3 separate regions of the Homo sapiens genome follow, and all the other regions are linked to region 2. A link is a loop called in an ENCODE intact Hi-C map of the cell type or tissue named here. Cell type or tissue: chondrocyte. All regions are shown on one strand.

What was found. Peaks named below come from ENCODE experiments on the same cell type or tissue, not always from the same donor. Only the 100,000 strongest peaks of a DNase experiment are listed, where the experiment ranks them.
Region 1: a loop joins it to region 2, with 4 times the contacts of the local background. A loop is called at or near these places in 9 of 110 quality-filtered maps.
Region 3: it touches region 2 in a loop (4-fold over the local background); 6 of 110 quality-filtered maps call a loop at or near these places.

Annotation. Positions count from the first base shown.
Region 1 is chr21:39,173,509-39,178,508 of GRCh38, forward strand. It overlaps PSMG1 (proteasome assembly chaperone 1), which reads right to left. Exons shown (of 7, transcript NM_003720.4): 5 at 4,941-5,000; 6 at 3,927-4,063; 7 at 1,261-2,156. The coding sequence ends at 2,082. Among named protein-coding and RNA genes, the nearest start is that of PSMG1, 7.4 kb to the right of the region's middle. In chondrocyte, CTCF peaks have their summits at 1,878 (motif pointing left) and 2,085; no DNase peak of the experiment used is centred here.
Region 2 is chr21:38,503,044-38,508,043 of GRCh38, forward strand. It overlaps LOC105372802 (a long non-coding RNA gene), which reads left to right and starts at 775. Exons shown (of 4, transcript XR_937712.3): 1 at 775-946. It also overlaps a transcript of ERG not described here. RefSeq lists an enhancer at 4,034-4,534. In chondrocyte, CTCF peaks have their summits at 2,832 (motif pointing right) and 3,048; no DNase peak of the experiment used is centred here.
Region 3 is chr21:38,657,370-38,662,369 of GRCh38, forward strand. It overlaps a transcript of ERG not described here. Among named protein-coding and RNA genes, the nearest start is that of LINC00114, 110 kb to the right of the region's middle. In chondrocyte, no CTCF peak of the experiment used is centred here; DNase peaks (open chromatin) are centred at 3,126 and 4,202.

The sequences.
Region 1 (5,000 bases), 670 kb after region 2:
TTCAGCTACTCTCCTTTGAATGGGAAACCTACCCAGGCCTGATGTCTGCTCCGGCTAGACTCGAACTCCTGGGCTCAAGCGATCCTCCTGCCCCAGCATCCCAGGTAGCTGGGACTACGGATAAGCACCGCTGTGCCTGGCTTGGTATCTGGCCCTAACGTGGCTCTGCTGCACTGACAGCCAACCTCCTGCACCTGCTGCCTGCTTCTTATCACAAGAAGAGGTTTACTCCTGGACAGTCTGAAGCAATTATGATTCTTTCCTTACCAAAATTATTAAAAACTACAATGCCCAGAGTTATCTGCTTCTAGGGTTCTCCCAGGATTACTGCCGATGCAAAACTTGTCCCCCAACTACTTCCACTCTTAGCCATTTGACACTGCCAAGCTCTGTGGTTCTCAAGTTAGCAAGAGGAAGTACAAGAAGGAATGAAGACTGACAGCTCCAGCTGCCCCCAGAGCAGCTCCCCACTCCTTTCTTACCACATCACCGTCAGCATCTTTGAGGTGGGGCACACAAAGGTGTGTCAACATGGAAATACCACCTTACAGTTCTTCAAAAGCATTCTTATATCATTATTCTCACAATTCAGCAAAGCAAGCAGAGAATTTCCTTCATTAAGCAGATGAAAACCTGGACCCCAAGGGAAGTAGATAACCACCCAGGGAGTACTGTCACCAGTATTATCTGTAGTTTACAGCTGAGAAAACTGTTGCTCAGGAAGCTTCAAGGCATCTGCCCAAAGTCACCTGGCCTGTAAGGGCTGGCCTGGGATTGAACATAGTCTGCTTTTCCAAGATCACTCTTCCTTACTTACCACACTGACCCTCAGCACAAGAAGAGGATTAGCTCCAGCTAGGACCAGATTCCAGGTCATATGATGTTACCTCAGGGCTCTGCAGGCACATTTCTGAATGAATGAAAACTTTTTTTGCAACAAGGGAAATGCTTAGATTTCTGCCTTCGGGATATATTCATAAGCATACTATGCACAAGACTTCCAATTCTTGATTATGTAAAGGAAACCAAGTTTACTCAAGAAGGAGTTAGAACACAGTATCTCCTTACCATACTTCTAATCATTACCAAAAACAGTAAATGAACTGGAACTAGAAAATATAAATGGGTAAGTACTCTAAATCTATAGTATGTAAATGATTCAATAACTAAAAAGGTGAAAAAGAAAGCAGAAGAGATAAGAAGCATTTAACTCCACCATTTTAAAATTTATTTTCATGAATGCAGTTCAGTTTGTGGTCCTGTGAAGTTGTGTGGCTACTCCGGGTTCATGATTCCATTCACACTCCTAATGATAACACATGACTGTAAGAGAACTGCTGACACGCGCAGAGCCAGCCTTGAAAGAGAGCCCTGGGAAAGTCTGGGTGAAGAGGCTATCTGTCAGATATTACTAAAAAGTGAGGACATACACATTTCTGTTTCATTTTTAGTAAATATATAATTTTGTTACTTTGTCATCAATTTTTACCCACAAGATAAAAAAAACTGCAGGACTCCTAAAATATCCAGAAACTTTCCACATATTAAGAATCACCAACAGGTCAATGAATAGTTACACCTAATTAACTACACTTTGCCACATGAATACCATCTGCTGATATCTGTAGCTTTGAAAAATTTAACTAAAGTTGGGCACAGTGGCTCACACCTGTAATCCCAGCATTTTGGGAGGCCGAGGCGGGGGAAATGCTTGAGCCCAGGAGGTCGAGGATGCAGTGAACCATGATAGCACACTGCACTTCAGCCTGGGCAACAGAGCAAGACCCAGCCTCAAAAAATAAATAAATAAATAAATAAGATAAAAATTTAACTATAGTACCTTAAAATATTCAAATACAACAATACTCCCACCTAGTGGATAAAAGGAAAATGCTTGGCTTATTTTGGTTGTGAATAATACCACCATAAATAAGGAATTAAAACTACAATTAATTTTTTACAATTTTATTCCGTTTCATCATTCTCAAAATATATCCCCCAAAAGTAATCTACAAAAGAGTGCAGGCTGCTCCCCTTAAAGGAATGGACAAGTAATATACACTACAAAACAATGTTTAAGATCATGTATAAATGTTACTCTGAATCTCATTTGTTGTCATCAATTTCTTTAGTATCTCAGTGCTTTGGGGAATATTCTGAAAGGAGAGAAAAAAGTGAATACAGTGAGACCCCAGGGATTCAGGCAGAGGCAACACCCCTCCCTCCACGACCAACAATCTCCACACTCGAGACTTAAAAACAGCCATGGGACAGGCGTGGCCTTTACTCTCCTTCTCAACGAAAAGGCAAGTGGGAAAGTCAGTTCAACAGGCCCTTTCCCTGCCACACTCGCCGATGATCTCCTGGCCTCCGATGGTCTCCTGGCCTCTGGAGGAAGTCTATGCTCTAACCCGCCCGACCTTCCCCACAAGATGTCTTCCTCCCCTCTCCACCAACACCACACTCCTCACGGCTCTCCTCACACTTTCCCACTCTGCTCACACTGCTTCCCTCTGCACACTTCTACCCAAGATTCATCCATCTTTCAAATCCAACTAAACTGCCACACAGGAAGAACTCAAAATAATTCCACCTTATTGAAAATACCACTTTTAAAAGGTCAGAAACAACGAACTGACTCAGGCTGATGTAATTGGTCATTAAGAAAACAGCACCCTGCAGAACCACCATCTTACCCTCCTGCTAATCATTATCTCCAAAGCAAAAATGAAAATGCTGAGTTAAATTTCCCCTTGAAAGTATATTCATAAAAGCTGAGTTTCCTTAAGCCCCATATGACAGATGATTTCCAAGTCTCTGAACAAGTCCAAGCGTTTATGACACACCTGTGTGCTACACACAGTCCTACAGCAGTAAACAAAACAGCCCAGCCCCTGCCCATGGGAACTCATCTCTGAGTTAAGTGGGATGAGGCAATTGGCTATTTAAACAAACAAGACGATCAGCATATACTTTGAAAGAGATGCTAAAAATAAATTAACTCCATGTGTCAGAAAGATTACCCTGGATTCTAGCTAATTTGCAAGATAAGCTTGCAGTATACTAAATCAGAGTTTTACAGCTGTACTCTTCAACAAATGGTTATTGATGGCTTTATTCAACATGCCAGGTATGTGGTAAACTTGGGATACCAAAATTAAAAATCGTGGTCCATTACCACAAGGAGCTGACAATCTAGTAACAAACTAATTTATGAGACCTGGGAAATGAGCTACTTCCAACAACTTACCACAAAAGTCTTAAAACTAATGGCCATTCCAGAATAAAACCGGGCTGAGGGACAATGTTGTTACAACCTCTTTCCTTTAAAGAAACCATGCTTAAACCAGAGGCTGTGGACTTCCAAAAAAGTCTCTTAAGAGAAAACAATGGAATCCCTAAACTACCTGAGATTACAGGCAAACATTTTCATGTACGTGTTCCAATTTTTTTAGAAAATGAGACCAAAGGTATAAACCAAGGGTAAGGAAGAGGTTCATTATGTAATTCTCTCATCTTCACATATACAGTTCTCTGTAAAATTGGGTAAATAAATATTATAATAATTTGATCCACACTATACTCAAAAATAACCGTCTCAAAAATTAAATAAAAATTTTTTAAAAAACCTTGCAAAGTAGTTATAGAAGCTTATTGAACAGTAAAACCATCTGTCCACATAGACATTTGGGATTTAATTGCACTGCATTAATCTATCATACAAGAACAAAGCATTCGTCAAGTTACAGACGTATACAGAAGAGATGATGACAATCAAATTCAAACTGCCAGACTAGAAAGCTTCGCTTTGAGAAGAATGGATCTCCAAGCATTGCTTAGGGTTTAAAATGACAGTATACATTTATGTTTGTTACTAAGCTGATTATAACAATGCAGCTATTAATTTAAATGAGTTAAAACCTTACCTTAACCAAACCCTTCAAGCTTCTGGTAGAAAGTATAGGCTTAAAAGCTTCCACTGTGATTAGGTCTAATTTCATCACATCAGTATAACACAAGTACAGAATTGCTGGGATTTTCCATACTTGACAGTAGCTTAGAACTATGAATACACAAGAAAAAAAAACGATGTAAGTTTTCTATTATGTTACTTTTAAATTAAACACCTTTAAATAATAAAGGCTGTTGTTAAAAGTAGTTATCTCAGCTGCCTCTTTCAATCAAGGTATTTACTGCAATTTTGAACCAATTATAATGAAGATTTTCTTTCAAAGTCAATTTATTTTCCTAATAATCTCTTCTTTTGCAAATATTAATTTTATATTTCCTGAAAATACAGCTGAGATGATTTAAGTAGCTGAAAGATTAAAATTCTACTGACTATAATAAAGCATATAAATAACAAATAAGTACAAAATGCATAAAGTGAAATATTTAGCCACTTCTCATTCTAGTAAACATTGAAAGCAAAAAGAAACCCCAACCAAACCCTATTTTAATACAGTTCATATAATAAATAACAATTATGTAATATATTACCCACTGAAAAGTAAATGGCAGTCTCTTTGTCATATGATGGCAGATGTGTGTGATGGTAATAAAAAAATTAAAGCAACTATCAAGATTCAATATTCAAAACTTCTGTTTTGATAATTAAAATGTACTTTATCAACTTTTGATGCACCAATAATTTATATTTAACACTGGCTTGCATTCTGAATAATCAAAGACCAAAAAGAAACACAGCATGTCTGAAGCCCAACAGTTAAGAAACATGAGCTCCTCAAATAACTGTGTCTGGAAAATCTGAAAACTCAAACTAAATATACTGCACTTGTAACTACAGATATTGAGGACTAACAGCAATATATTGGTATCAATCATCATTAATAAACTACCTCAAAAAGACCTCTAATGGTGAAAAGTAGTATCAATAAAGCAATAAGATAGAATGTAAATGTTACAAATTTTAATACCACCTGCTGCAGGAAGGTCGTGTACTATATTCGGTTGTTCTAGCAATGGACAACACGCCGAGT
Region 2 (5,000 bases):
CAAAAAATAAAAAATAAATAAAAAGGCAAAGTAAAAATATTGACAGCTATATCTTATAATACCAATGGCAGAGAAGCTTTTTGTTTTTTCCCCTCTTCTTCTTTGGTTCACTTATATTTTCAAAACATAAATTTGTAATAAACATAAATTATATCCTAATATAAAAATATGTAAGTAACATGCAATGTTGTTCATTTTTGTAAATATCTGAAAAATACAGGCATGTTCTGTAAAAAGTGCAGCCCACAATACTTGTAGGTGTCAAACCTTTTAGCATGCCCAAATGCCTGTTCTTTTTTAAATGTCTACAGCAAGCATAGAGCTCTTTTTTTTTTTCATTTTATTAAGAAAACCCAGAAACGCTCAAGAGTTTCGTGGAGGCCATCTATGCGGCATTAATCCATTCAGGTGATATTAATGGCCTTTTCCTGCCAGGAACTCCAGTGGGCACTCAGGAAGCCAGGATTACAGGGCTCTATCCAGTCACCGCATGTCTCGGCATTCGGGAAGCCTATCTCAGTCTCCTCAAATTCTGCACACATAAAACTTCAGAGCCTGGGAGCGACCCATGAAACGCAGGTTTTTAAGGACAAAACAATAGGACAAAAGTGCTGTATATTGTCCTTAAGATGACACATGAATTTAAAATGCATAGTGTTTGGATTATTCATGAGAGCCCCGCAAGAACGATGTCCCAGGGGTTTTTGCCAGGAACATGCCTGAGATTGTAGATAAGAATCAAGCATCTGGGGCTGCCGCACAATGGAAAACTCCAGCACTCCATGGAACTTTTCCATCTGCAGCAGTCGGAGGATTTGCCTGAGAACATACGCGGCATGAAGACACTCTCAGCCCTCAAGGGCACCCAGTCAGCGCTGTTTAAGGACGGTTTTTCTGTTCACAGCATACTTCATGATTACAGCTTCACTCCATTGGATACAACTATGTGAGTATGTGTGTATGAGTGTGTGAGTGTGTGTATGAGGGTGTGTGTGTGGGGGGGTAGGGGAGTGCCATATCCCCCAGCAGCACATTAAGAAATAATCCAATTACAATTTAAATAACCATTGTTTCAACACTTTCTCTAAGTGGTGAATGTATTCTTCAGTCTCTTGGTTGATCTGAACTAATAGAAACCAAGGAAACTGTTATCACATACCAAATCCTCAACTTCTCAACACCAAGTTGCAATTTCCTTAATACTGAAGCACACGTCAGTTCAGTTCTATAAGCTCCCATGGAGCAATGATTTCAATAAACACAATTTCATAAGCATCCCACACGTTCTCAAGTTTAGGCCAATTTTGCTCTTACTCAACTCCATATGACTTTAAAAATGCAGGAATATTAAAACCATTATCAAGGACTCCAAATAGGTCAATGTATTATCTGTGGTTTTAAGAAAGAAACCTAAGAGGAGAGTAATTATTTTGTCACCATTATTTAGCTTAAAATAACTTTTAAATGTATTGTTCCAATTATTAGGCTTCTCCATATAATTTGGAAACCATTAAATGAGTTTCAACTTCTTTGTCCGTATAACTGGGTATATCTGAGCATAGATGCTACAGACATCACGTTGCCATTGGTGCCCATAAGGCTTCGTATGCCCACAGGGCATATAATTAAGATTCACAAAAGCATCTGACTGGCATCCCACTCTACCCCCGACTCAGATCCAAAGTATCCTTTCCCAGGTACTGTCCCCTGTCACCATCCTTGGCCAAATTGAGAATTTATCCCAGGTTGTTGAAATTAATTTTGATTTTGATTCTAGTCAGAGTTTTAAATGATTTTTTAAGAAGTGTGTCAATCTCACCTATAAGATACTAAACAGCATCACTTATTTTTGTCTTAATCTGTCACTATTTTATGAATTATTTTTAAAGAAAATACAGATTACTTCTTAAAGAAAGATCATAAGTGGCACTATAATAGCATTCAATTGATAGAAATTGATGTAGAAGCCTGCATTAATAATTTTTCCTGCTGCTTTCTAAAGTTGGCTTTTAGTTTTCGGTTGAGGTGGGCTTTAATTCAGCATCACCTCATTTGATGATTTATTTACTAATTTATTTCCATCACAAATGGAATCAGAAATGAAGCGAAGGCAAAAAATCTTTGCCACAAATTCATTTATATTTGCATGAGTATCACCAGGCTACCTGCGGATGCAATGAAGCCCTATACCCGTGCCTGAAGTCAGGAGCACAGGACACTGGGAGTCTGTCTCAGCGCAGTAACTGCTACATGGTACGCTCCACATGGTATCCTCTCCACCTGAGCCCTCCTCATCCCTCGCCCCCTCTCCACACCTCACCCTCTCCACACTGTATTATCTCCCACTGCAAGCAACGCAGAGGACACAGAGGTGCAGCTGAAGTGAAGGCAGGCCAGTTCTTTTCCAATTCACTCTTATGAAAATGTGTTAAATCCCGTTAAATGCACCGACCTGAACTGAAATGATGATATCAGTAAATTTGTTGTTGTCATCTGATGCCCACACAGATCTCAGCACATGTTTTGGGAAAGGCTGCAGTGTTCAAGGAGTACTAGAAATGTTCTTTCTGAGTGGACTGGCCATGATAAGCCAAAGAATATTATAGCCGATAGGGATAAATCATGGTTTTCCCACTGCGCGGTTGCCTGGTGGAGATTATTCCAGCCTTTATTTACAGCTACAAAAATAATCCTGCCTCAAGGATTTTAGGAAGCAACCACCTCCTGCCTAAAGAACTACACTGCATTGTTGACTTGCCAGCTAGAAACCAGACATGAGTCGTGCAGGGAAGTTCCCTTTGAACGGCTTGAATTGTTGTCACTAGAGGGTGCTAAATGCCCCTCAAAAAGGCCTTTAGAGAGAATACTAGTGTGCCTAATTCTTGATTTAAATTCCTTGAATTGACATTATTTTACAAAGTGGTCTCATTTTTTACTTGTTAAAATTAAGATCTAACATTTATAATGCAGAAATGGTGTTTTTTTTTGAAAAATTTGGATTGTTCATTATTATAGAACATAAAGAAATACACGTTTTAGGAGCAAACATGAATTACACAGATCTGAATATAAGATTAAAGGCATAAATCTGGGGGGGTGAGATTTGTCCATGGAAATTGTATAATTGTTTTATGCCACTGTTAATGATTTTAAAGCCTGAAAAATTTACCACTTTACAATAATTTTAGATTGTTCAATATGTTCCCAAATGTGAGTTGCATCAAATTCGGTAAATGTAGAGTATGTTTGTTTTCTCTGTACACAATACTGACGTCAGTGCTAGTGCCTGCCTAAACTCAGACACCAGTAGATCCTTTTCCAGAACTAAGTGTTATAGGAGGAATATGGATTATACTGTAATATATCAGATGTGAAAAAAGCCTCACGGTCCCTTCCTTTCTCAAAAAAAACGTGTAGTATTTTGGAATATGCATGGAGTATAGCACTTCTAAAAATGGTACTTTATGTATATATGAAGTAAAATAGGCCTTAAAACTTAATATACAGATTTCCTTGAAAATAATCTTATTATACATTTACACTGACTTTTTGGTCATCCAAACATTATGCACTTAAGCAAAAAGAAATATAACCAATTTTGCAACTTTCCTCTTCCTGCCTTTGCTTCTACTTAAAAATATCTGCAGTATTTCCTTTTCTCGCCGCTTCCACTTTGGTTCATATACCAAGGAATCGTGAGGTCAATGGGTGACAGTTGTTTGTCTGTGTTCACGGCTGTCGGGCGGGGCTGGGTGTGGGTAAGGCTCTGACCGACATCTGAAGAGGCTTCACCCACTGCGGTTTAGGATACATTTTCCTCTCGCTCTGCCAGTAGAACAGGGAGGCTAGTTTTCAATGTGTTCTACAGAAGGATAATTAAGGCAGTGTGTCACCTGCTCGTCTGCTATTTTTAAAAGGAAACAAACATAACCTTTGCATGTGAGAGGCATTGCAAACTAGATGGGAGGAGGCCCGGACCCTGTAACAGTCGTACATTCCGGTCCCAGCTTCGCTGGGGTGCAACTGCAGATAAAAGACGCTGGCTCGACAAAAAGCGCCCCTGGGCTCTGCATTGCCAGCATGCACAATACGAATTGCTAATGATGAGCTGGCTTAGGTAGGAACTGAGGACCCTGAGTGCAGGGCTAACCTCTGCTTCACAGGAGGGGTCCACTGGCGCGCGCTGGAGGCGGGGAGCCTTCGTGATATTTCTCCGAAGGGAAGAGTCCATGCAGCATCCTGATAACAGGGACCTTGGCTTCATCCCCAACTGCTCGGTGACCCCGATGCGTCATTTAATTCATTTGTGCCAATATTCCTTTTTCAATCAACCAGTAACTTTGCAGGTTTGTTCAAAGAAGAAATTAAAATGCATTGGAGATGGAAGGCAGCCATCTTCCCGGAGCCCCAGTGCTGACACTGGGAGGGGAACCCCAGGATTCCCTCATGACTGTGTCAGTGATGGCCCTCAACAAGCACTTACTGAATGAGTGAATGAATGAATGAATGAATGAATGAAGCCGGCCACAGAGCCCAGGAGTATCAGGGGAGAGCAATACTGGCTGTGTCAGTGGCTAGTCCAGGAGAGCCCTTCAAGAGCCCAGAGTTCGACTTGAACTTGGGACTCCCCTGGGATGGGTGAGGTTCTCTCAACAGCAGTTGACAGGAGGGAACTGGGACAGGCCCAGCCAGTTTCATTCAGTCCAGCCAGCTGTGGCTCCTCTTTAGGAATGTGGCCAGGCCCAGCTGTGGCCAAAGCACCAGCCAGTCCCTCAGTTCTGAACAGAACGTGCCCAGCATCAGTGCCTTCATTTGTTTTTAAACTGCCTGCTGACCATCCACAAAGTTAAGATGACAGCTGGGACTTAAGTTGTGAGGAACCAGTGGCTCCCCCATCACTCTCTCTCACACACACGCACATGCACACACACAGAGACACACAGACACACACACATGCACACACACAGAGACACACAAACACACATGCACACAAAGACAGA
Region 3 (5,000 bases), 150 kb after region 2:
AAGTTAGTTTAAATCTAAAACTTAGATCCAGCGCTCCATTTTTAGATGCACCCTTTAATTTCTTGGTTTTGTCTACATTTTACTTATACTTAAATTTAGCAAAGTAATTTTAGCTCACCCTCCTTCACTACCTTCACTAGACTTTGCAATGTTACAAACATGAAGCATTCAAGCCTCTTTCTAATATGAAAATGTTTTAAATAAAAGATAAAGTTAAAAGGGAAAGATGCCCCTTTTAACTTTAACTTTTAACTTTTTTAGCTATGTTGAAGAACTGGTTTGGGTGACAGCCCAGCCATTGGAAAAGCCATTGGAAAACTCCCGCTGTTGTTTATTTACAAAATAACTGCTTTCAATCAATCATTGTGAGAGGTCCGTACACTGACAATGCATAATGGACAACTAATTAACTGACCCCTAATAAGAGTGTGGGAAATACCAGGGAGAATGCTATCATGCAAGGAACAGCAACAATATGGAGGGGTGGCTGGTCACTGCCAAGCATGAGCATCCCCAAATACCGCAGTGATTTTCAGAGTTTTCAAAAAGCCCTACTCACACCACTGCCACTAAGTACCATAATCATCGGAAACTGTGCCCCAAAGATCTGAACGTCCCTGTTACATCAGCCTATTTTTCTTACAAATGTTGCTGCTAAGGTTCAAATTCAAGGTGTAGAACATTAAACAATAGCTGTATTGTGAAGGACCATGCTCCCTGGGAAAGCCCAAGTAACCTTACACACTGGGGAAGGAAAAAAGAACTCCTTTGCCATACTCCTGCTCTCTGGAAAACTGCTCAGACGCAAGGGGTAAAGAAGCAAAGAGGTGACAAAAAGAGACCTGCATTCAGAGAGATCAGCTGTCAACTTAAACTGAGAAGTGACCTGATGCCTCACAGAGCTGGGATTTTGCCACCTTGACCAAACTGCTTCCCAGGCTCCATAAGTCTCATTAGAAACGTAGGTGGCTCTGTGTCGACACCTTCTCAATGGAGTTCTATGAAATAACAGGCATCAGACATTTATTCACTATGACAATGTCTTCCCACCACTCCAGATCCTATGACCGGGACTGACTTGCTATCGGTTTTTGCCTGGGAATAGGAAACGATTCCAGAAACATTAGCTCTTCTGTTTTGAGAAGAAATAAATTCCCCCTTTTATTTCTTTTTTGTTTAAAGATAGCAAGATAAAAATAAAAACTAATATTACTTTTAGAAAAAAAAAGTGTTGAAAGTTTCCTATTACCCTACTTACAATGTGAGATGCATTTAAAAGATACATAACGTATAACATTGTAGAATAGTATGTGAGTTACACATTCCTTCTGACGTCTTTCAGAGATGCTTTCCTTCTTACTTATGTATCTGGTATTCCATTGGGATCTTAGGTCTTACCACAAATAAAATATCTGATTTTATAAGATTAAAAACTCAACAAGGTTTTTCTTTAATATAAAAGCAAAACGTGGAACGTGGAGGGGGGAATGTTTATATACAGGTGTGAATGCAGCCCCTCACACAATCCCTTCAATGGTAAATGCTAATTTTCTAAATTTTAGCTAAAGATTAAATCACCAATAATTCCTCATGAAATAACAGATAAACGTGAAATCATGTACTACAATTCTACTCTAAATTTTTTTAAATAGAATGAAGTAATTATAAAATGTTACAAAAGAGAAGAAACTGGAATTATAAGTGCTACTGGAATTATATATTCCTTAACAAATATCTTGAGACGGATTACCCATTTGCTAATTCAGTGTACTTTCCAAAAGCCATTGACCCAAACCGAAGCTAGGATTACCAAATGGCAAATAGCATTTGTGATGTGTGTAGCTCTTCTAAAGCCTTTCTTGAGAATTGTAAAACTTGATATATTAGCCACAAGTTTACATAGCTCACCGTTTCTGCTAGAATTATAATTTCAATGGTGTAATTAGCTTATTAATAATTTGACACATGGTGAATTAATTTACATGGTTGGGTTCTTCGCAACGTCTGTTGCCTGATCCTCCTGTGGATGAAGGCTATGAGCTCTGGCCTGCCCCGGGAGCGGGCACCAGCCAATGCCAGCGGAGCAAGGGTTAACTTTGGGACTGTGACAGTTCTCCCTTCAGGGGCTCTAAACTACTTGGAGAGAATGGAAAACAGTCAAAAATAGTCCCAAAGGTAAATAAACTCTGTGTCCTATGTATGTCACCCAGGGAAGAATAAAATGTATTTTTACTCACATTGAAAGTTTTCTGAACTACAAAAGCTATAGAGACATGTACAGAGTGAAACCTGTAGCACATACGAATATGTTATTTTGAAAGATAAAGGAAACTATCTTTAGATTAACGATGAGTTGTATTAAATCCACATCCTCATTGAAATTGTTTATCCATTTTATTGCGCAGTGTAGTCTGCTATTAATAACAGAATTTGTCCTGTACTTAAAAGATAATTAATGCCTCTATGCATCTATGCAACATACCATAGCAATAAACGGACGATGTATTTCAGACAGAAACCAGGTAAGGCTAGCTGATAAAATACAGACTATATTTTTTTTAACATGCCAAGTTTTGCAATTAGGGTGGTAAACTGGAGGCAAATAAACTTAACAGCTGCAGGCTGAAGAATGGAAAGGTGAAAAGACTGAGACTGAGAGTGGGAAAGGAAAGGGACCGCTCCTGGCGCTGAGAGCTGGTCCCAGAGCCGGTGTTGCGGGGTGTGCGGGAAGGCGCCGTCGGGGGTCATTCCACCATCAGGACCCAGCGGACAGTGACAACCCAGCCTCAAACCTGGTCCCTACTTTAGGCCAAGCGTCAGCTTTTTTAGTTCAACCCTGATTTCCACTCCAGACAAGGACAAATAACCTCTTGGTCGGGGCCCCAGATGAAGTCCCCGCGGTGTGCTCTCCTGGCCCTTGTCAATTTCGGGGTGCCCCCTCCTCTCCATCCGCACCCGACTGCACGCGCCTCCCTGGGACCCCGCACTGGCGAGCCGTCCCTCCCGGCGCTGGACGCCCCACCTGTCCCGGCGCCGTCGGAAGAGCCCTGCAGAGTGAGCCCCTAGGGCCACCCCGCTGCCTTCCTCCCCGTCCCCGCAGCCGCTGTAGCCAGCGTGGGAGCCGGGCAGGTCGCGTGGGGCGCTGGACTTACCGAGAGGTTAGCGCCGCCGTCGGGGGAGGGCGTGTCCCGCACGTGTGTGTCCGCGCGTGTCCGCGCCCGCGTGTGCCAGCGCGCGTGCCTTGGCCGTGCGCGCCGAGCCGGGTCGCACTAACTCCCTCGGCGCCGACGGGCTCAGCCCATGGTGTGGGCGCCGGGTTCAGGGAGGCTCCGGCTCCCGCCAATCGCGGAGCAGGGCGGCCGCCCCGACGCGCGACTTGCGAACCCGGAGTGCGCGCCGGGGGCGGGGCAGGGACGCGTGGGCGGGAATGCACGCGCGTGGCCAGGTGCGCGTGGGTGCGAGCGCGCGGGAGTCTTCGAGTGCGCGCGTGTCCGTGTGCGCGTGGGTGTGGGTGTGCTCGCGTGTCCGTGCGCGCGCCCTCGGGGCCAAGAGCGCGGGCCGCGCGGGCAGGTTTGGACACTACGCGCCCTGCTCGGGTTTAGGACGCGGCTGGCGGCTCCGGGAGGAAGAGGAGGAGGAAGAGGAGGAGGCGGAGGAGGAGGAAGAGGAGGAGGGAGGCGGAGGAGCAGAGGCTGGGACGGCCGGAGGAGAGAGTCCGGCCCCAGCAGGAAAGGAACCCAGCACGCGACTACTGGAGGGGCGAGGAGCAAGGGAAGGACCAGAGGGGAGGAGAGGGGGTCAGGGGAGGGAAAGTGTGGGAGGGGGAGCCGCGGGGGTGCGCGCTCCTCCTAACTCGGGGTCGCTTTTAGCGAGAAGTGATATTTTTCCAGCCTCATTGAAAACCGTTGCAAACATTGAAAATAGTAAAAGTGAAAACGGTTGCGACACTAAGACGTTTATAAAATGACCGCGGACTGCCCTCGATGCTGATGAGAACTGGGACGACGTCGCGCAGAGCGTCCGGAGGGAGAGGCGCGGTGCCCGGGACCTCGGTCGTGGGGAGGAGCCGGATACAGCCGCCGGGACGCGGGGATGCCGAGGGCACCGCGGCCTGGTCTGACCGACGCACGCGGTGACAGCCGCCCTTGGGAGACGACGGCGTCTGCAACCAGCAGCCTCCAAAGGGTGCAGCCAGGAGGCTCAGCTTGTCCGCCTCCGGGGCTCGGGGCTAAGCCCCTTCCAGAAGTTTTCGTTTCTACGCGAATTCCGACCGCAAAATCCAGCTTACCTGAGCGCCGCTCCTCTTCTCTCATGTCCCTCGGGGGCCGTCACGACCGTCCCGGAGCGATCTCTAGGAACCTGTCCCGCAGCGATCTCTTGCACACTCTCCCCATTCCGACCAAGTGAAAACTACCCATGTCCCTCCCTCTCCAAACTTTAACAGCCAAGAATTTCAGCAAACAGCCAGAAAGAAAGCTAAGTCTCCCCCCGCCCCCCACCCCAAGGGAAGGGAGGGAATAAGCACTCCTTTAATTTGAAAAATAATAATTAAAACTCCCTCAACTTTTAAGGCCGAGCAACATAATCTATTAATTGGTCGCTATTAACATGCAGTTTTATTGACCATAGCACACAGAAGTCTGATTGTGAGGGAGGAGTGTTTTCAATGAAAGTGGAGTTATTTTAGCTGCAGACGTGTTTACATTTCTGTGGTTTAGTCTATAACTTTCTCTTTTTCTTGCTTCAGAATTCTGCTCCATGAAGCAAAGCCCTTAGCTCCCAGACATTCCAAAAAGTCTGCCAAAATAATAGAAAAAAAGAGAGGGAAGAAAAAACACACGGAGACCCCCAAGTCTGGGTCAGGCTCAGGGTTGGATGTGGGCAGGGTGAGTGTGCCCCCTCCCCGCGCACTTTCCAGTTAGGAAAAAAAAAAAAAGTTTCAGGGCTCCATTTCCTGTTTGCTGGGGGAAAAAAATAAAATGGACCTGAGCAGCTGAGTT